2 separate regions of the Homo sapiens genome follow, and region 2 is linked to region 1. A link is a contact called in ENCODE Hi-C data. All regions are on one chromosome and are shown on one strand. The core of a region is the stretch at or near the end of the contact, and the rest is flanking DNA. Distances in the headings are between cores, read along the strand shown.

What was found. A loop is a pair of places that touch in the nucleus more often than their neighbours do. Pooled maps may share reads with other maps.
Region 2: a pooled map shows a loop between it and region 1 (3-fold over the local background). The contact joins two enhancer-like sites. A Hi-C loop is called at or near these places in 7 of 37 single-sample maps with no recorded cell type and 5 of 50 pooled maps.

The regions. Positions count from the first base shown.
Region 1 is chr6:38,306,364-38,309,331 of GRCh38, reverse strand. All of the region lies in intron 7 of BTBD9 (BTB domain containing 9), which reads left to right. Among named protein-coding and RNA genes, the nearest start is that of BTBD9-AS1, 170 kb to the left of the region's middle. Within about 2 kb of position 1,456, at least 2 of the 41 ENCODE cell types and tissues checked have a DNase peak (open chromatin) inside an H3K27ac peak, as active enhancers do.
Region 2 is chr6:38,426,588-38,429,555 of GRCh38, reverse strand. All of the region lies in intron 6 of BTBD9 (BTB domain containing 9), which reads left to right. Among named protein-coding and RNA genes, the nearest start is that of BTBD9-AS1, 54 kb to the left of the region's middle. Within about 2 kb of position 1,560, at least 2 of the 41 ENCODE cell types and tissues checked have a DNase peak (open chromatin) inside an H3K27ac peak, as active enhancers do.

The DNA of each region.
Region 1 (2,968 bases), core at 207-2,706:
AATGGTATGATCTCGGCTCACTGCAACCTCTGCCTCCTGGGTTAAGCAATTCTCCTGCCTCAGCCTTCCAAGTAGCTGGGATTATAGGCGCCCACCACCACGCCCAGCTAATTTTTGTATTTTTAGTAGAGACAGGGTTTCACCATGTTGGCCAGGCTGGTCTCGAACTCCTGACCTCAGGTGATCCACCTGCTTCAGCCTCCCAAAGTGCTGGGATTACAGGCATGAGCCACTGCACCTGGCCTTTTTGTGGGCTTTTTAAACAACCTTTTGCATGTCTTTTGTTCTCTGTTCAATGTGAATGAGAAATATTCCCCAAGCTGTGGTGACATCTCTGACTTGAGTCACAAACCTGTTGTGACCTGACGACCCTTTAAACTCGTAGTGTGGTACAAAAATAACTCTGTTGGCCCAGGCGCAGTGGCTCAGGCCTGTAATCCCAGCACTTTGGGGGGCTGAGGCAAGAGAAATGCTTGAGCTCAGGAGTTTGAGACCAGCCTGGGCAATATAGCAAAATCCCATCTCTACAAAAAATACAAAAAATAAATAAATAAATAAATAAGCCAGGCTTGGTGGCACATACCTGTAGTCCCAGCTACTCCAGAGGCTGAGGTGGGAGGATCACCTCATCCTGTGAGAGGTCGAGGCTGCAGTGAGCCGTGATCATGCCACTGCACTCCCGCCTGGGCAACAGAGTGAGACCCTGCTTCAAAAAAACAGAAACAAAACAAAACTCTGTTGATTTTAAGTAGCAATCCTGCAACAATTTGAACATCTTTTAGGGAAGAAGGAAAAATAAATTCATGTGAAACTTATGATACTACTCACAGAAAAAGATGCCCTTTATATTAAAACTTCTTAATTTTTTGAGAAATCATTTTGAAAACTTGCAAAACCAGTTTAAGTGACTATTTGTATGTTGGTTATTCCTTCTCCTGTGTTTGTATAAATCACGTTATGTTTACAGTGCAGATGTAAAGTCTCTTCCCTGACAAGTTATGTCCGGAGGAAAGAAAAAAATAGAGATATTGCCTGTTAGTTCAAACACAGAATTGGATGGTTGGTTTATCTTTTTTCTTTATACCTGGAAATGCCTCTGTCCTCAATTTCAAGGCCTCACCTTCAGAGTGAATCCCTCTTTGATATACTGCAGTGGTTATTACTGCTAACATCTGATGCTTGATTCTTTAAGGCCTTTGAATTGATTTTCTCAGCTAAAACCTCTAGCATTTAAACTACAGGATTGTCAAACTGCACATAAGAGAGTAAACCATACAGTTATTTTTGGAAAGTGCTTTCATTCAAAGGCCCCAGTGTGAGGAGAGAGAGAAAATTCACTGATCCTGGTGAACTTGTATGTTTGAGATCTACTGTTGCCACATCACCTCACTTCTGTCCCTGGGGATAACCATCTCTGATTTCTTATCTTCTAGAAAGCAGGCCACTTCCTCTGAAGTGTTTAGAGCTATAGCTTCATAAAATTTGCATGTGTTTGAGGGGCAAAAGGTGGAGGGGAACACATCTGAAGTTTAGGGAAGTTTTAACCTCTTCTTATCACTGGCTAAAATGGACTCAGCATGATTTTTGGAGCCCTTATAATCTTAAGATAAGATGTGATTTGGGCAACCTTGCTAATGTAAAAATTGGAGCTAGAACAGGAAAGATCAGAATACTGGATTAATGCTAATTAAACAGACAAAATAGCAAAGAAAGAAGGAAAAATCGATTAGGGGAAAGGGGCTCCAGTTTTCAAAAGGCATAGCCTGTTTTCCACCCATGGGCTTCACCCACAGGTATGGAGAGGTGGTCAGGACTGAATTCTCTGGAAGTGTGTTCAGAAGCAGCCTTCTCACAGAAGCAGGTGGGGGAAACTTTGGGAAAGGAAAAGCTTAAAAATTGTATGCTATATATAACCCATGGTTTTTCTTTGGTGATGTAATATATGATTGAAAAGTGATTTTCTTAACCTGATAGATAAAACTAGGCATTAATATAACTAAGTGCCTGTGTTGTAGAATACATTTTTACAGCTTTTTGATAGTTTCCAAGAAAGATGGGCTTGTTCTCTAATTAGCTATTGTTCTTTTACAGCTGTTAAGACAGAACAGCTGTGGATATTTTTTCCTCTTGAATAATTTGACAGAAGGTTGGATTACAGTTGGGTTAGAAGCTTGCCTGATCAGCAACAAATTCCTGTGTAGGCCTGGGGCTAGGCCACTGGTGTGTTTCCTCCTTTAAAAAAAGAAGTGATAGGTCTGTGGGAAGACCTCTAGGTAGGACCTTAAGCTAATAGTTATCTTCTTAAACAGGAAATCTTTGTATCTCTATGAAAATCTTGGCAATAGAGAATGATCTACTCAGAGATTATTAACCATTTGCTTGCTGCATGAACCACTGTGCTGTTAGAAAACAATTTTGTAATGAAAACAGCCAGGGAAACATTGAATAAAGCCCAGCAGAGCACAGTGTTTGAAGATGACAGTCCTCTGTAACTGCTAAGTGTTATTTCCTTTTACAAAATCTGCTTCAAGTGGGTCTTTTTCCTCCACCTCTCAAAAGTGATCTCTGGAGACAGTTAAATAACATGTCAGTCTTATCTTTAAATATAGCTGGTACAGGTGGCCCTCAGGTCATGTCCTACTGAAGTAATACTGCCTTTTAAAAAATTTATTACTCCTGAATTAAATTTAGAGGCAAGTCGTTGGCCACCCCTGGTGCTTTGTAAGAACAGAGAGCAGTAAAATTGTTTTCAGATCACTTTTTCTGCAGTTCCCTGCAGTCTGAGTCATTCCAATATTCATACACTTTGCAGAATGTATACACTTTGTTAACATGCAACTTTTGCATTCAGAAGCAGCAGATTAAATTTGTCTGAGCAGAATTGCTATGTGCACAGAGGGGGAAAAGTAATTTCTGTCCAGGCGGTTCACCTTTGCCTTTTGCTCCTAGCACAGGCTGTTGTAATAGG
Region 2 (2,968 bases), core at 311-2,810, 120 kb before region 1:
GAAGGATAGGTTAACATTTAAGTACGTATGTGTGCAAGGTGCTCAATAGGGTGGTAAAATTATATTCAAATCCGTTTTTCTTTCTTTTTTTTTTTTTTTTGAGACGTAGTCTTGCTCTTGTCACCCAGGCTGGAGTGCGATGGTGCGATCTCGGCTCACTGCAATCTCCGCCTCCTGGGTTCAAGCGATTCTCCTGCCTCAGCCTCCCGAGTAGCTGGGATTACAGGTGCCTGCCACCACGCCTAGCTAATTTTTGTATTTTTAGTAGAGACAGGGTCTCACTATGTTGGCCAGGCTGGTCTTGAACTCCTGACCTCAAGTGATCCGTCTGCCTCAGCCTCCCAAAGTGCTGGGATTACAGGCGTGAGCCACCATGCCCAGCCCAGTTGTTGGTTCTTGAATCAGTGATGCCCATGAAGTATCTAATGGGGTATCACTGGATTTTGCTCTTGGCTCTCTCCTGACCAGAAACCTAGAAGAAAATATAATAGGCAAGTGGAAAGAACTAATGCAGTAGATGACAGAGTCAAATGAAAAATCATTCTGGGGCCGGGCGCAGTGGCTCACGCCTGTAATCCCAGCACTTTGGGAAGCCAAGGCAGGCAGATCACGAGTTCAGGAGATCAAGACCATACTGGCTAACACGGTGAAACCCCGTCTCTACTAAACATACAAAAAATTAGCCGGGCGTGGTGGGCGCCTGTAGTCCCAGCTACTCGGGAGGCTGAGGCAGGAGAATGGCGTGAATCCGGGAGGCAGAGTTTGCAGTGAGCCGAGATCGCGCCACTGCACTCCAGCCTGGGCAACAGAGTGAGACTCCATCTCAAAAAAAAAAAAAAAGAAAAAACGAAAAATCATTCCAATGCCTGAATAAGCTGTATTATTTAACAGTTGTTTGGGAACCATTCATTGGTTCATTCATTTACTCATTTTTGAGAGCTTTGTATCAAACACTGTTCTTGGTGTTGGGAATGCATGAGAAAACAAAGAGAAACAAGTCATGGACCCTGTGTCTTCAAGGACCTTATAGAGTGTGCCAAAAAAATGCTTTAATACGGATCACTCGAGCCCAGGAGTTCGAGGCTGCAGTGAGCCGCGATCATGCCACTCACTTCAGCCTGGGCAACAGAGAACGTAGTTTTAGTTGGGAGTGGGTGGGGGTGGGGCATTAATAGAGCAAGTGCTAACATGCTAACATAGAGTTGTGTACAAAGGTTTTTGGGGGCCTAAAGATGGGAGTGGTCAATTCAACCAGGGTGCTATTCTATTGCAATGCTGCTTTTCCTTTCAAGGGCCCAACTCCTGAAGAAGCATGAGTGACCACTTCAAACTTCTCAGTCCCCTTTTAAAAGGTCCTTCATGAAGCACCTTTGATGTTCAAATGTCAGGGATATATCTCGTTAATCTTTGGTGCCTGTTCTGCCCCACTGTTATCCCCCTCACCCAAAAAGCTCCCTTCCTAGAACTTTCAGCCCTCAGAGTAGCTGCTCTTTGTTCCTCATTCCTTTGAAGGGGCCTGCTTACCTCTTTTTATGCAAATATAGAAAAGTACCTTGACTTATGCAAATGTTGAACATTAACACTTCTAGTGCCCAGGAGCAATGTTCCCTCAAACATTACACTGTTCAGGAGTAACTAACTATGAAGGTTAAGCATACAGGAACAGTTTAATCTTGCAATCAAATAAAACTTACTCTAGTTAACACAGTACAGGTAATAACATACCTCATCGTTATTGTGCTGCATTATAATTAGTCAAGTAGAGAATGGTTGACCTAAGAGAATGCAATTCATATTTATTTTATGCAGTGGAAACAGATCTTTGTGGATTTTCTCTTCTTTTTGTTAGTTCTCCATTACCTATAATTATCTTGATTGTTGACAGGGGTGTTTTTTGAGACCACTATAATTTAATCTTTTTGGTTCACTGATAAGCACACACACAAATACTTTGACACACAGGTTAGAAAAACAAAACTCCAGCATTTCTAGCTGCAGGGATTTCCTCTTTTCCTTTCTAGGGAGGCATCTTTTCTGTGCATGGCTAGCCCATGCAGTATATGGTTGCTCCAGCTCCCTGGTGCGTACTTTTCTCAGCTCCAGCTGTGCACTGGAATCATTTGGGGAGCTTTTACAAAAGCCCAGTGCCTAGAGCTCACCTCACAGAGAACCTAATGAAATTGGTCTGGGGTGCATCTGCTATCGGTATTTCTTTTTTCTTTTCCTTTTTCGAAATGGAGGTCTTGCTGTGTTGCCCAGGCTGGTCTCAAACTCCTGGGCTCAAGCAATCCTCCTGCCTGAGCCTCCTGAATAGCTGAGATTATAGGTGGGAGCCACCATACTCAGCATGGCATCAGCTTTTTTTTTTTTTTTAAAGCTCCTCAGATGATTTTAATATTCAGCTATGGCTGAACTGCACTGCCATAAAGGGATAGAGGTACAGTGGTTTCTTGGTTATTTGTCCAGGAGAATGGACATGGGTATCAGGGTGCTGTGGAGGGCAGAGAGGTCCTACAGGCCTAGGATGTAGGATACAGAACGTAGAATCGCTACCTGGGAATCTGGGGAGATGGGGAATTGAAGCTTCACTGAGACATTTCAGGGGACACTGGAGGCTGGATGGTCTCTCTCTTTGTCTAGACATGATACTGTTACCAGGGTTCCTTGCTCACAGAGCTTCCAAGATGGTGGCAAGCTGCTTCCGAGATGGTGGCAAGCCTCGTGTTCTCTGACCTGGGGTTCTTGGCCTCATGGATTCCAAGAAATGGAATCTTGGGCCATGCAGTGAGTGTTATAGCTCTATTAGAAGCTGTGGGTCACGGAAGAGAACCGTGGAACCCAGTGACTAGTGTTCAGCTCAATTAGGACGAACCCAGGCACTTAGCCATGCAGGAACAATGGCAAGCCTTTAGCCCAATCGGGAGTGGCAATAGGCGCCTCGCTGGATCAGGAGCACAGCGGACACCCT